Regions from separate parts of the Mus musculus genome. Here region 1 is linked to region 2. A link is a loop called in an ENCODE intact Hi-C map of the cell type or tissue named here. Cell type or tissue: heart. All regions are shown on one strand.

What was found. Peaks named below come from ENCODE experiments on the same cell type or tissue, not always from the same donor. Only the 100,000 strongest peaks of a DNase experiment are listed, where the experiment ranks them.
Region 1: it touches region 2 in a loop (13-fold over the local background); 3 of 42 quality-filtered maps call a loop at or near these places.

The regions. Positions count from the first base shown.
Region 1 is chr10:63,423,785-63,431,784 of GRCm38, forward strand. n-TStga3 (a tRNA gene) reads right to left here and starts at 5,773; the gene lies at 5,692-5,773. It also overlaps a transcript of Ctnna3 not described here. In heart, CTCF peaks have their summits at 854 (motif pointing left) and 4,431 (motif pointing left); DNase peaks (open chromatin) are centred at 5,127, 5,817 and 6,347; H3K4me3 peaks cover 2,218 bases; H3K27ac peaks cover 2,027 bases.
Region 2 is chr10:63,335,417-63,343,416 of GRCm38, forward strand. Sirt1 (sirtuin 1) reads right to left here and starts at 3,619. Exons shown (of 9, transcript NM_019812.3): 1 at 3,149-3,619; 2 at 1,564-1,680; 3 at 220-461. The coding sequence starts at 3,554. RefSeq lists a promoter at 3,555-4,183. In heart, a CTCF peak has its summit at 3,595; DNase peaks (open chromatin) are centred at 3,035 and 3,675; H3K4me3 peaks cover 3,184 bases; H3K27ac peaks cover 1,686 bases.

The DNA of each region.
Region 1 (8,000 bases), 88 kb after region 2:
CCTAACCCTATGACCACTCCTTTCTTTTCCCCTTCCTCTGCTCCCTGGTCTCTCCCCAACCCAAAGCCCAGGAACCTCCCTCCACCACCATCTCTTTTACTCAGCCCAGGCTGTAGGCATCTTAATTAACCAATCAGGGATAACTTGGGCAACAAGGTTTAGATAGCAGTAGCCTGTGTCCGGAGGATCTGCTCATCTCAGAGCAAGCAGATAGAGGTACAGAATTCAGCATCTGAAAACAAGCAGCACCAGACCAACCCGACAGGAACCGTTTCCAGCTGACTCGCTTCCTAGCCCCATTTCTGCCGCTTCCTTGAATCTCCTTTCTTTCCTTCCTCTTGCTTTGTCTAATCTTGTTTCTTTTCTTTTCTTTCTTTTTTGTATGTGAGTACCCTGTAGCTGTCTTCAAACACTCCAGAAAAGGGCATCAGATCCCATTAGGATGGTTGTGAGCCACCATGTGGTTGCTGGGATTTGAACTCATGACCTCTGGAAGAACAGTCAGTGCTCTTAACCACTGAGCCATCACTTCCCTTCATCTCTCTCTCCTTCCTGCTCACTTTTCTTTCCTTCTCAAAATGTGTGATGTACTTTTTTCTAAATATATCTTTTTTTTGTTGTTGTTGTTGGCATACAAAATAACTGGTTAGTAGCTCTTTTCTTGTTGCTATGGTGAGATGCTATGACCAAAGGCAATTTATGGGAGAAAGAATTTATTTCTGTTTATCTGGAGGGATGAGAGTCTACTGTGGGGCTGGGGAAATGGCTCAGAGGTTAAGAGCACTGGCTGTTCTGAGTTCAATTTCCAGCAACCACATGGTGGCTCACAGACCTTTGTAGTGGGATCTGGTGCCCTCTTCTGGCTTGCAGGCATACATACAGGAAGAACACTGTATACATAATAAATAAATAAATCCTTAAAAAAAAAAGGAGTCTACTGTGGTGAGGAAACATGACAAAACTCACAGGGTTGTCCTTCTTCCATCAAGACCCCATGTCCTAAACTTCACCAAACAGCACTGCCAACTGGGAACTAAGTGTTTGGATACCCGAGCCTGTGGGGACATTGCTCATTCAAACCACCACAATGGGTTTCTTTCTAAAAAATTTAAAATTACATTTCCATATTTATGTGTGTGTGCATGTGTGCGTGTGTGTCCACATGAATGCTACACTTAGAGCACAACTTCCAGGAATCAGTTTTCTCCCTTACTTATTCCTTTTGCATTCCATTCCTGAGCCAGAGGCAGCCACTACTACACCCAGGGTGGCATTTGGATGGGCAGAGGCTGTGGTCACAGATAATGTTGCCGGGACATATTGAATTGTTAATAAAATTAGAAAATGTCATGTTTAACTGTATAAATGTCACAATTTCTTTGAGTTCCCCTGCGCACCCCGCCGCATTATTTTTGTTTGTTTTAAAATCAAAACACCGGAATCCGCTTTCACGGTCATCAACAAGGACTTGGTTGAATAAATTATGTTCTGTCCATTCTGACTCAGCGAGCTCTATCGGCATTTGCGTGAGCCGAGCCACTTCTAAGGAACAAGCTCTTGGAATAGAAAGACGGGATGTCTAAAGGAGGAAAGCTAAGTTCAAAACAACTGGTACGCTGACACTTGTGTATGTTCTCAGGTGTGCATAGAGATGTGTGTGGGGTAGTGTCACACACCTTTAATCTCAGCACTCAGGTGGATCTCTGTGAGTTTGGGGCCAGCCTGGTTTACAAATTTATTCCCAGGACAGCCAGAACTATATAATAAAACTAGAATACAACAACAACAAAACAACCTATAAACAAAACAAAACATGACGGTTGTAGAGGCCAGAGAGTGTTTGCTGCTCTTCCAGAGGACCCAGGTTCAGTTCTCAACACCCACATGATGGCTAACAGCCACCTGGAACTCTACTTCAAAAGGATCTGATGTCCTCTTCTGGTCTCTGTGGATACTTGTATGCATGTGGTGCACAGACATAAATGCAGGCAAAATACATAAAGATATAATATTTTAGAAATAAATATAAAATACACTGAAAGAAAAACTGAAAATTACACCCGGTGTCTTCCAGGAAGGGACCCCTCGTGGCAGGGTGAGATGAGAGAGAACCATCTCTAATGGAGACCTATTGTCATTTATTCACTAAGCAAATCACTTAACAAAAAGGGTTTCTAGTTTGCCTTGCTATAAATTAAGATTTCTAGCTGGGTGCAGTGTCTGTAGTCCCAGCTATACACTGTAGCCACCAGCTCAGACTCATAAGTAAACACTGGGTCTTGATTGGAGAACTTTGTCTTGGCTCGATATTTCTCTTGCAGCCTCTACCCAACCCCATCTTTCCTTTCCGGAACTCAGTAACCCGTGGCCACCAGCGGCTACACTAGGTGTGCACTGAATTACAGCCTCCACTTGTTAGTGTTTTCTAGGAAATTCTCCCTTGCTTACTGAAGAGGGAGGCGCCATCCAAGTGACACGAGACCAGGGAACTGCTGTTAGGGAGGCAAAGTTAGTGAGCTACAGGTCTGTATGTGCTTGCCTTGAAGTGGAAATTTATTATTTATTTATTTATTTACTTATTTATTTATTTAAGAGACTCAATTGTGTCATGTGATATTTTTCTGGAAGTTGCTCTCTGAGAAGATGGGTAGGGGTTAGGGAGGCTGTTTTGCTGAGAACAGACATGTGGTGTTTTTCTTGAAGCTGCCAGGATAAAGGGCATGCAATGTTTTGCAAGAGTGTGTTGTTTGGGAAGGGTATGAATATAAAACTCCAGCTTTCACGCCCAGGTAATGGAATGTCTCTGCCACCTGACCTGAGGCAAGGACAATGGGTCAGCGGCAGTTTCCAGACCTCCTCAGCAAGTTTCCAGACCCCCACATCCTGGTAATGGAATGTCCGTAGAGATGGACCCAATGGATTAACATAGAAGTCACCTACCCCGGAATTCCCTAGTGTGCTTTAAATCAGGCCTGCAAGCTCACTTGGGTATCTCTATCTTGGTAATGGTAAACCCTAGCATGGTGGACTTCTGCAGAATAAAACACACTTTGTTTTTACATACTATTTGAGTCAGGGATATTATTCTTCAGTGAACCACGGACCCTTACACTGGAAAATCTCATCCTGAGATCAGAGGGTTAGAATTGTTGACTCCTGCCCCGGGCCTGCAAGTCGTGGTGCACATAGCCCTGTGCCCCAACTTTTGCCCCTCCCCTGTTCCAGAGGTCATGTAGCCAGTAGCCAGGTTAAACTTCCTCTCCCCTTATAAGGTTGTGTCCAATAGCATCTGCAATTCCTCCTTACGCAAATGAGGCATTCCTAGCATCCTAGCCCTGCCTGGCCAATGATGTACTCTCACCCATGACCCCTGTTCACCCCTCAAAGGTTTAAATATCTTTCGTTCCCTGAGGAAACTGAGCCGTCTCACTGGGTCGCCATGCTCACTGCCGCCTGCGGTTTAGCTGTTGGGATCAAGCAAAAGAAACTTATTTTAAGTACTATTATTGTCTTTTCAGACCCCGTTTAATCAGAGGGAGAAACTACATTCAAGGTCCCAGGCCCCGGGGGAGCTGGGGACTTCCCTAGAGCTCAAGAGCTTCTGTTGTAAACAGCTGTTTGAGCCCAGATATCTCAGGGACAATGTGTAAGGAGTCAGCTGTCTGTGTCCAGCCATCTCAAGGACCTTACGAGCAGGGTCAAACAAGTCTCCAGTGGGTACTCCTTTGCTTAACCCATAATGTCAAGACACAAGATACCACTGCAGCTCTCTCCAGCTCCTCCCCCCTCACTTTGTGTTCCCATCCTATAAAACTGTTGTACAATCTCCCTTCAGGAACTCAGTTCAGATCCTGAATTGCTGTTGCAATTCCTAAGTGCTCAGAAAATAAAATTTCCTTTTTAAGCTTCTGTATCTGAAGTGAGTTTTCTCGGCTTCCACCCCGAACCTAAAATCACTCCCAGCTGTTCTGGCCTCCCCTCCTCTCTCAGGATCCACCAGTTGTGATAGGTTGACCATAGCATCACAAGTAGGGAAATGGAGTCTGAGCAGCACATAACCTTTTAAATACACGAGGTATATGTGCACACGCACACACACACACACACACACACACACACACTCCTATATATACATGTATACATGAAATTTAAAAAAAAAGTTGATCATGGTGGCACAGACCTTTTAATCCCAGTACTTGGGGGAAAAGGCAGGTGGATTTCCGTGAGTTTGAGGCTAGCGTGTTCTGCATAGAGACTTTTAGGCAGCCAGAGCTGCATAGCAAAATTCAATCTCAAAATAGATAGCTATGGGCTGGAGAGACGGCTCAGCAGTTAAGAGCACTGACTGCTCTTCCATAGGTCCTGAGTTCAATTCCCAGCAACCACATGGTGGCTCAAAACCATCTGTAATGGGATCTGATGCCCTCTTCTGGTGTGTCTGAAGACAGCTACAGCGTACTCATATAAATAAAATAAATATATCTTAGAAAAATAGATAGTGCCGGGCAGTGGTGGCGCATGCCTTTAATCCCAGCACTTGGGAGGTAGAGGCAGGTGGATTTCTGAGTTCGAAGCCTACAGAGTGAGTTCCAGGATAGCCAGGGTTACACAGAAAAACCCTGTCTCAAAAAAAAAAAAAAACCAAATTTCCTGTCATTTGAGTGGTGAACAGGAAGGAGCCTTGGGTGTGCACGGTCCCTAAGGTGACCCTCATAGTTTTCTTATTTAAAACGTCATACTGAAGCGATATTACATTCTAGAATCTCAGTCAAGCAAAATCTATTAAAACAATCAAACCGTCCTCATATCTTAACAGTTGGAGATAATAACGTCTGCGAGTGGTTTAGCGTGTTTCTCTTCAGCCTCCATTCACTCATTGCTTTCTCTTTCTCGACATTTCCTCTACAGGTCAGGGTCTCTCCTGAGGGGCTCCCTGCTCAACTTGCAGACAGCTCCACCAGAATCCTCTCCCCTCCAACTGTTGCTCTCTCAGCCTCCTGGGCTTTGTGATTTTCCCTTGCTTCCTGCTTCTCAAACCTCTCTCCTGCCGTTAGGAGAAAGAGCTACACAACACCAGGGAGCGTTTCCGACCCGTGATGATAAGTTTTGCACTTGGCAACGCAACTACACCACTAGCATCCTTTCAAGCCGCCGGTGTCTGGGTACCGCTGGCTTCTCTGGGATCTCAGTGCTCTGGGCAGATGACTGGAGCCCAGGAATATAGGATTTAACTAGGCAAATGGATACAGTGAGACCTGCGTCAAAAGGCGTTCCATTATGTGGACTTTAGCGTACATTCTAAGTAGAGTTATTTTAGAAAAGCTTCCCGGCTCACAGCACTTTGGAGTTTTTCGGAGGAGGGAAAAGATGCCCTTAGTTTGGACGATAGCTTGCCATCCTGGGAAAGCCCAGGACTTTACGCTAGAAGTTTCAGCGTTCATATTTCTATCTTTCGAGCCTGGCCTTCGTGTTAACATCAAGATTTTTAAAGCTGCTTTTAGGGGAGAAGATTTCTTCCCACGTTATGAGTAGGGGAGCTCACAGCACTGACATTTAATGTTCTTTGGTACCTTAAACCATTCCGTAGATTTTTATCTGGCAGATACAGGACAAGCGGCGGGTACATTAAGAATTGAAGTAGTAATGTTGTATGAAAAAAAAAAAAAAAAAAAAAAGTGAAGCACCCGCTTCCGCAGCGAGCAGGGTTCGAACCTGCGCGGGGAGACCCCATTGGATTTCAAGTCCAACGCCTTAACCACTCGGCCATCGCTGCTACGGAGAAAGGACGAAGGCGGAGACACTTTAGGGTATCAGCCAGTGCACGCGCGCCAGCGCTGAGAGTAGGCGGGGCCTGCAGCGGCTTGCAGCTCCGTAGGCTGAGGCGCCTGGGACGTGGAGTGGCTGAAGTTTCCGCGAGGACGCGGAGAAAAAGAAAAGGGGGCGCGTCCGGGTCCTAGAACTCGGTCCTTCGCTGTGTTCGGGGATCTGCCGCCTAACCTGGTTTCTGGTCGCAGACCTGGCTTTTGCCCTCCCGCTTTCCCAGCGGCGTTACGGGATGGCCGTGAACCATAGGGTTGTCTCGCTGCGTGTGGAGGGCTCGCCCGCTCGGAAGTCGCGGCTCTCTCCGGTGCGCGTTAGCTCTGCGTTCGTTACCCTTCAGCGCGAACGTGGGAGCCGCCCTGCGTGATTTTTTTTTGCGTGGCCTCGTGGACGCGCTCAAACCCGTCGGACGGCCGTCGGAAGCGCGGCGGCTCGCGGGTGGGAGGCCACCGCAGCGCGCATGCGCAGCTTCTACCCTCACCCCGTCCTCCCTGTTTGAATTCCCCGCCCGGAGGCTGAGCGCAGGTTTCTCAGGAGGAGGCCGGAAGCCGAGGTGTCGAGCGACCTCCTGATAGGTGTGTGGACTTTCTTGAGACCTCCCTCTTTAGTAACGGTGCTGGCACGTGACAGACCGTGCGCTGTGGTATCCCGGGTGGTATCCCGGGAACCCCTAGGGTAAAAATTTCAAGGTGATCAGCTGGGGTACAGTAGGAGCCCCAGATCAAATGGCATCACTTTGGTCCTGTTTGTGACAATCACTCGTGGCTTTTTTGTCCCAATTAACCCTGCTAAGCCTAATAGGGTGTTGCTTATCTTGTTCTCTGATTCTACATGTACACCTTTAATCCCAGCACTCAGGAGGTAGAGGCAGGTGGATCTCTGAGTTCGAGGCCAGCCTGGTCTACAGAGTGAGTTTTAGGACAGCCTGCGCTACTCAAAATACAATACAAAACAAAAAGGCATCAAATCCATTTTGTTGAGGCCTGTGGGGACATTTTATAAAATCATATAAATCATAAAGGAAGAAACATTAAGGGCTGTTCTAAGCCTGTCATTTTTCCAGGGGACACTGGCCCATGAGTTTTTTGGGAAAGGCTATATAGTTAATAAACGGGAGATTCAAAGTTACAACATGCAAAATTAGTTTAAATAGTAGTTAAATCAGTTAAATGTAGTTAGATCAGTTAAATGTGAATAATCACTGTATTCCAACCTGAGCAAGACAGTCTCTTTAAAAATTAAAATTAAGTGAAGGTCCCATGATTTGTTATCTACAGTTTGAAGTTCTTTTTAATCTTCATTGTCCTTTGTTAATCTCTAGTACAGTGGAATAAATAAGGAAGACTGATATGACAGTAAGCAAACTAACAGATCAGATGTGTGTGTGTGTGTGTGTGTGGTGTTTGGGTGCCTACTCATATATGGTGTGTGTTTGGGTCAGAGATGATTTTAGGAATCTTTCCCTTTCACTCTCTGACCCTTATTTAAAAATGTTTTCTCATCTGATATATTCTGAGGTAGTCTCCCACTGCCTCTTGAACTCATCTGGTCTCAGTTGCTGGGAAGAAACACTGTGACCTAGGCAACTTATTAAAGAAAGCATTTCATAGGGACTTACAGTTCAGAGCGTGAGTCTGTGGCCATCATGGTGGGGAGCATGGAAGCAGTCAGGCTGGCATGGCACTGAGGCAGTAGCTGAGAGCGGACATCTTATCTGAAAGTTGGAGGCAGAGAGAGGGAGGGAGAGAGGAAGAGAGACTGAGAGACTGACACTAACTGGGCCCTCAGAGCCCACTCCTGGTGACATGCCTCCTCCAACAAGGTCACAATTCCTCATCCTTTCCAAAGCAGTTCCATTAACTGGGGATCAAGCCTTCACATATGCGAGCCTGTAGGGGGCATTCTTCTTCACATTGGTTTGATTGGTTGGCCAGCAAGCTGCTCTGCCCACCTCCAGGGGCTAGTCTCTACTCCATGCCCAGCTCCGGGGTTGTTGGGTTGCTGGAGAGCTGAAGTCAGGATCTGACGCATGCGCAGGAAGCTCTTTACCCACTTGGCCATCTCTTCAACACTACAGAATATTTTTGAGGTGCATAATTTTTGTTCTTTATCCCGAGCATCCATTCTCAAGTGACAGTTGCCCTTAAGGAACCGCACTCACCTACCAGAGACTAAACGCA
Region 2 (8,000 bases):
AAATAAAAACAAAAAAATAAACCATAATTCCACTTACCAATTGTTCTATAAATATACAAATCTTTAAAGTTGTCAAACTTTTCAAAACACTGAACTAGTTTAACAAATGAGGCTCTCTTCAGTTTTTATGAACAAAGGCTACATCAAGAGCAGAAAAAGTTAGCTGGAAAAGGAATATCTACTAGCTTTCTCTTTACTGTTTTTCTGCGTCTTACATACCCCAGCTCCAGTCAGAACTATTATCTTTTTACACTCCTGCAGTAACTTCACAGCATCTTCAATTGTATTGATATCTTTTCTTTTTTTCCGCTTTGGTGGTTCTGAAAGGATATTAATAACAATCTGCCACAGCGTCATATCATCCAGCTCAGGTGGAGGAATTGTTTCTGGTAATAAATCTTTAAGAATTGTTCGAGGATCGGTGCCAATCATGAGATGTTGCTGAACAAAAGTATATGGACCTATATTAAGGGAAGAAAGACTCACATCAATTCCACTTCTAATAAAAAGCTATTTTTTCAAGCAATGAGTTAGCAATATATACATTTTTATGCAAAGAATACAATTTATATGTATTTCATGTCATATCCCTAACAAGATCTGACTAATTCAGTTTGGGGAGGGTGTGCTTAAGTCTAAGGGGTTTTTTTGGTTGGTTGGTTGGGGACAGGGTTTCTGTGTAGCCCTGGCTCTCCTGGAACTTGCTCTGTAGATCAGGCTGGCCTAGAACTCAAGATTCTCCTGCCTCTGCCTCCTGAGTGCTAGGATTAAAGATGCCTGCCACTACTGCCTGGACTGTCTAGGTATTCTGACTGCCTTAGATGGGAGGACGTGGTGAGCGACTCAAGGATTACCATGCAGGAGGCCAAGAAAAAAAAAATCTTACCAATACCTGAGCAACTAAATCTAAATGGTAAAGGTGACAGAGAATTTAAAGTTGGTACAAAAGCAGCTGTTGGGGTGGTACCAAATAACTATAATCCCCAGCATTTAGACACAAGATCAGAAATTCAAGGCTAATATGTGCTGGCTGGCTACCCAGCCAATGAGTTCAAGCCAGTCTAGGCTATACGTGTTCCTGTCTCAACAAGCAAGCAGACGAACGACAACAACCACAACAAAACAAGCAAGCAAAACCCCCAAAGGCTGTACACAGAAAGCAAAAACAATGTACAGAAGAAAAGAGGTGAGGACCTAACCTCAGGCACTGACAAACGGACATGGTACATACAGCACACCTATAATCCCAGCACTCTGGACTGCTGGTAAAGTCAGGATATCAATGTCATCCTTACATCCTAGACTCCACAAGTTTAAAGCCATCATAGGATAGATGAAAATGTCAAAAAAAAAAAAAAAAAAAATCAAGAAAAGAGAGAAGGAAGAGTAAGTCAAAAAGAGCTTTGGTTGTGATGTACTCCAGAGGCTGGGCAGAGACTGCAGAGTAGCTTAACTAGCTTGGGCTATAAAATATCTTGTCTCAAAAAGGAAGGACGGACAGAAGGACGGAAGGAATGAAGGAAGTTTGCAATTGTTTCAAAGATGCACATGCCTGAAGCATACCTATCCGCGGCCGCGGAGTCCAGTCACTAGAGCTGGCGTGTGACGTTCTGTCATCGTCATCACTTTCACAGGAATGAAAGCCATTAGTGAGGAGTCCATCGGTCAACAGGAGGTTGTCTGTCAAAGAGATCAAAAGGCTGCGGCTCAGACAATCCCCAGCTGGGCCCTGCGGTCCACACCTGCAATCCCAGGTACTTTGAGGCCCGTTTGGCCTGTATGGTGAGACACACACAGGTTCTTGAGACAAAAACAAAAAACCAGAAAGGCACAGAAGCACACACATCTGTAACTCCAGCACCTGGAAGGCACAGACATTGGAAACCAGCCTGACATATATAAAATAGTGAGTTCCGGACCAGCCTGGGCTAAACAGGGACCCTACCTCAAAAAATCCAAAATGAAGACACACACACACACACACAAATAAAATCTGTGTAGCCCTACAAAAGCAGCTCAGGGTTCCATGCCCAGGACAAAGAAATACAACTTCATGAAATGCATCAAATAGAAATTACTTCTAAATATCACTGAGATAAAAATCAATCCCTGGCTGTGTTCTCACTGCCCCAACCAGAGAAAGTCTCTTTCCGTAGCCCTTTCAAGTAGCAATCTACCTGCTTCAGCCACTGGGTGTTAGTAAATGTATGATTTAAAGAACACGAAGCATACTTTATGCGACTTGTTTCCCCTTTAATACCTGACATCAAGGGTCATTTCCTATTTCAGTCCCTAACACGTTTTGTTGTTTTTTAATTCATGGCACCATTATACGAGCCACAAACATCTACAAGGGCACTGACAGACTCTGATAAATTCTGTACAAAGCTTTTCAGGAAGACGATAAGTGGCATTATTACAAAAACAAAACAAAAAAGTAACCCAAACGTTTGGCGTCAATAGGGCAAAACCAAGCAGGTTTGTTTCAGGTTTGTTAATCTAAAAATGTTGCGAGCATGATTTTGAAAGGAAAAGAAAACTTACGAAAGTACAGTACAACTATAACTCCTCTATATCGAAGTGATAAATGCAATCGCAGAAAAGCAACATTTTTAGGAATAGCCATTTCCTTACATTTTTTAGACTGTGTCTCAAGAAATAGCTTTGGTGTATTAAAATTTCTAACTTCAAAAAAAGACATAGGTCTATCCAAAAAAGAAAAAAAAAAAAAAAAGCAACACAGGTGTCAGTTTGCAAAACGAAATCGCATGTCGATCCACGGGACAGCCCCAAAGTCGCAAAGCAAAGTGTGCAGTGAGGAAAACTATAACTTCACTAAAGGCGCATCGGGAGGGAAACCAAACCGAGGGAGGGAAAACTTCACTCTAACGCCAAACTGCGAGAACCGCGGTCCCGGCGACTGCGCGCAGCAGCGCAAGGCGGCCCAGGCGAGCGGCGAGTCCGCGCGCGGCTCCGCAGCAGGGCCGGCGAGCTCGGCGGCGCGCGGCCGAGCCAGGGCCGAGCTGCGCCGCTGCCGCCGCCGCCGCCGCGGAGCCCGCGGAGCTCTCGGGGCCCTGGGCAACCTGGGACCGGGTCACAGGCGGGGACGCGGAGGGACGCGGCTGCGCGGCAGCGCGCGCGGACTCACCTCGGTAGCCGATCGCTGCCGCCGCCGCTGCCGCCGCCGCCTCGTCCTCCTCCTCGCCCTCGTCGTCGTCGAAGTCGTCAGCCGCCCTCGGCTCCCGCCGCAGGCCGGACCCATTGTCTCCGTCCCCGGCCACGGCCGTCGCCGGGGCCTCCCGCTCCGCGCTCGCCGCCGCCCCTGCCGCCTCCCGCCACAGCGCCGCCGGGGCCGCGGCGCTCGCCGCCTCACACCCCGCGGCCGCCGGCGCCACTGCTGCGCTCGGCTCGCCCGGGCTGCGCCCGAGGCCAGGCCCGTCTCGGCGGGGCCTCTTGCGGAGCGGCTCGTCCGCCGGCTGCGACGCGGCCTCCATGGCGGCCGCCGCGGAAGGGGAGCCGGCGGCCTGAAGGGCGAGCGCCACCTCGTCCGCCATCTTCCAACTGCCTCTCTGGCCCTCCGCCCTCGCCTCCTCTGCTCCGCTCGACGCGCGGCACTGGCGCCCCCGCGGCTCGGCTGCGGGAGATTTAAACCCCGTCACGTGACCCGCCCCTCCCCGCCCCCGCGCCTCTCCCGCCACCCACGCGGGCCGGACCACAACACGCCGGGTCACGTGGCCGGGCGCCGCCCGCGGCCTGGGCCCTTCCCGGCCCCACCCAGGGCGGCTCGGCTCCCCTCAGCGGCCTCTGGCGCCTCCCGCCCGCCCGACCCGTTCGCTCGCTCGCTCGCTCGCTCGCTTGCTCGTCCGGGATCGCCGCGGTGGTTCAAGTTTGCGATGGCGCCGCCACTTCCCACCTGGGCCTCACGCGTGCACCTTGCCTGCCTGCGCCTCTTCGCCTCAAGTCGGCTTTTACCTCAGGGGCTCTGGAGAGCCCAACCTGGCCGACGCCGGCCTTCCTGAGGAGAACTCCTCCACCTGCCTTGCCCTTGCTCTGTGACAGCTCTTCCTCAGGTTACCCCTGTGGTCTCTCCTCAGGAAGTTTGCGCTCTCTCCCAATCTCCCTTCTCAAGTGCAATGGAATGCCCAAGCCAGCCCTCGGGGCCTGTTGCCCTCCTGGAAAGATCTGGCGATTGAGGACCCGCCCTATCTGCTCTCTGGACCCACCAGGTCCTCTGTACCTCGCTTTAGTCTTTGGTAAAATTCATCTCTTGGGGCAGCAAGAGAGAGGACAGAAGGGAGAGTGGTTGGTTCTCCACAAACTTCTGTGTTAAGAGTCAGATTGGGCCTGGGCTCTTGTGACTTGGGCGATTGACTGAACCTTTTCTAAGCCCAGTTTTTAATCATCTCTAAAATGACAGGGCCAGGACCGAAAGAGACTGTAGCTCAGTTGTAAAGTCACGCTTGCCAGACAACCCCGAAGCCCTAGAGAGAGGGAGGAAGGAGGGTAAGTTGAAGGTAATCTCCAACTACTTAGGAAGTTCAAAAAAGGCCTGGAATACATAAGACCTCGTCTCAAAAACGAAATTTAAAACGATAGACCATGAGAAATCAGCTAGTCAGGTTTAAAGTAAATGACATTAGTTTTAAAATCCTAGGCAGTTGATGGTGGCACAGGCCTTTAATCCCAGCAAGCTGGAGGAGACAGGAGGAGGTTCACTAGGACAGCCAAGGCTACACAAAGAAACCCTGTCTCGAAAAAATAATCTTACTTCTAGAATTGTAGAAATGGCTCTGTAGTTAACAGCACTTGTTGCTCCTGCAGAGGCCCTAGGTTTGACTCCCATCATCCACATGACAGCTCATACCTTCAGATCTGACACCTGCTTTTGGTAAACACAGACATGTATGGAGCCAAAAGACCCAAACACATAAAAATCCTCTTTGTTGTTGTTTTATGAGTTAGGGTTTCTCTGTGTAGCCCTGGCTGTCCAGGAACTCTGTAGATCAGGCTGTCCTTGAACTCAGAGGCCACCTGCCTCTGCTTCTTGAACTGCTGGGATTAAAGATGTACACCAGCAAGCCCAGCATAAAAATACATATTTAAATAATTTTTTAAATAATCCTTAGTTCCTTCACAACTCTAAGCCCCTTCACTTTCTAGTTACCATGAAATTCTGAGCACCTGTATCCATTTGGATCATTAGGGCTCAATTGCACATGGTTCAATTACAGTGGGGTTTCCCCAGATTTTAGAGTTAGAGGCAGCAGGATCAGAAAATTAAATCCATTTGCACTAGGTAATAAATTTGATCCCACCCTATCTCAAAAACAAAACACTAGCCACACGTGGCAGCACACACCTTTTACAACAGGACTCAGGAGCCTGGCATGATGGGACAGACCTTTACTCCCTGCACTTGAGGCAGATGCAGGCAAATCTAGGCATCCTGGTGTACATATGAAGTTCAGGCAAGCCAGGGCCACGTAGGCTCAAAGACTAAAAAAAAAAAAATAATTAAAATTAAAATATTAAACCTGGGAGTGTTGCTATAGCTCAGTGGTTAAGCACATGCAATAATCTTTCAGAGAACTTGAATTTGGTTCCCAGCACCTATTTCAGGTGGCTCACAACCACCTGTAACTCCAGTTCCAGACTATTCTGATTTCCAAAGGTGTTTTGTGCACTCGAGCATACACACACACACACACACACACACTCACACTCACAAACAATGCAAACAATTTTTAAAAATCCTTAGGCCCAGGATGGATGTGGCTGAACACACTTTCAACCTTAGCACTCAGGAGGCAGAATGGAGATTTGAGGCCCGCATAGTTTACATAGCAAGTTCCAAGGCAGACAGAACTGTAGAGTGAGACCCTGTCTCAAAAACAATAAATAGTAATATTCTTTAGGTCCCCCGCAGTGGTACACGCCTTTAATCCCAGCTCTAGGAAGGCAGCAGCAGGTGGATCTCCATGAGTTTGAGGCCAGCTTGTTTTACTTATGTCTAGGCTACCAAGGACTACATCATTAAAGACTGTACCAAACAAAAGTAAAAAAAAAAAAAAAAAAAAATGGGGACAGGGACATGGATCTATGGGGAACAGCCTGATGATAACTTGATCTCTGGGGCCCACGTGGTAGAAAAAGAGGATCTCCAAGCCACACAGCACAGGAGGCAGGAAACATGTATAGCACTGTGCTGTTTAAGCATACGTTGAAGGGGTTTTACAAGCTAACCATGAAAGCAAGTGGCACTTGCTACTTATTGCATCCAGCTTTCTAGAAGTTAGTGGTGCACCTATACACAAAGAAGACTGGCAGGTTGTATTGTTCCAGTTGGCAGACTAGAGAAGTTCATGAATCAGGCAAGAATCAGGACTGATATAGTACCTTTGGTACCACATAGCAATGCACAAAGCTCTGCATTCAATCCTAGCCCCTCAGAAATCAGGCATGGTGGAACGTGGTCTGCAGTCCCAGCACCTGGGAAGTAGAAGCAGGAAGATAGAAAGTCACATGTCAGTCCTGTTATGCTGGCTAGGTTTATGTCAACTTGACATAGGTAGAGACATTTTAGAAGAGGGAATCTCGGTTGAGAAAATGCTCCCACTAGATTTTCCTGTCAGCAAGTCTGATTGATGTGGAAAGGGCCCGGCTCACTGTGGATGGTGCCAACCCTGATCCTGGGTGCTATAAGAAAGCAGGCTGAGTCAAACAGTGGTGGTGCATGCCTTTAATCCCAGCAGGATTCCTCAGGAAGCAGAGGGAAGTGGATCTCTGTGAGTTCGAGGCCAACCTGGTCTACAAAGCAAATTCCAGGACAGCCAGGGCTACATAGAGAAAGCTTGTATAAAAAAATAAAAAATTATATATATATATAATCAGGAGAAAGAAAGAAAGAAAGAAAGAAAGAAAGAAAGAAAGAAAGAAAGAAAGAAAGAAAGAGAGAGAGAGGCTGAGCAAGCTATAGAGTACTCCAGTAAGCAGCATCCCTCCATGGCCTCTGCCTCAGTTCCTGCCTCCAGGTTCCTGCCTTAAGTTCCTGTCCTAAAGTCCCTCAGTGACTGAGTATGACCTGAGAGTTGGAAGCAGAAATAAACCCTTCTCTCCCAAAGTTATGTCCATGGTGTTTTAGTACAGCAACTGAAACCTTAAATAAGACACTTGTCTAAGCAAATTCATGGCCAGACAGAGCAACATAAGATTCCGTCTTGAAGTGAAGGTAGTAGAGCAGGAAGGATGGAAGGGAAAGAGGAGGCCAAAGGAGTAGGAAGAAGAGAAGAGACAATGATTGGGGGGGAGGTTGCTGGGGATTGTAGCTCAGTGGTAGATTATTTAGATAGAATGCCCTGGGTTTTAGCCTCACCACACAAAAGGAAATGAAAAAGATATCGTAGCTATGTGTATTGTGCTTGTGTTGGCTGCTGGATTACCTATAATTGTGGCAGTGGTGGTGGTGGCAGTAATGATTGTTATTTTCCAGCACTGGGAATTAAACTAAGAGTATCGTGAAGTTTAAGAAAACACACTGCCGAGCTGGAGAGATGGCTCAGTGGTTAAGAGCACCTACTGCTCCTCCGAAGGTCCTGAGTTCAAATCCCAGCAACCACATGGTGGCTAACAACCATCCGTAATGAGATCTGATGCCCTCTTCTGGTGCATCTGAAGACAGCTACAGTGTACTTAGATATAATAATAAATAAATCTTTAAAAAAAAAAAAAGAAAAGAAAAGAAAAGAAAAGACACTGCTGAAGCCAGGCAGTGGTGGTACACACCTTTAGTCCCAGCATTCAGGAGGCAGAGGCAGGCAGATCTTTGAGTTCAAGGGCAGCCTGGTTTACAGAGTGAGTTCCAGGACAGCCAGGGCTACAGAAGAAAACTCTGTCTTGAAAACAAACAAACAAACAAACAAACAAACCAAAAGCTACAGAAAAAAACTGTCTTGAAAAACCAAAAAAAAGAAAGAAAAGAAAAGAAAAAAGAAACACAAAAC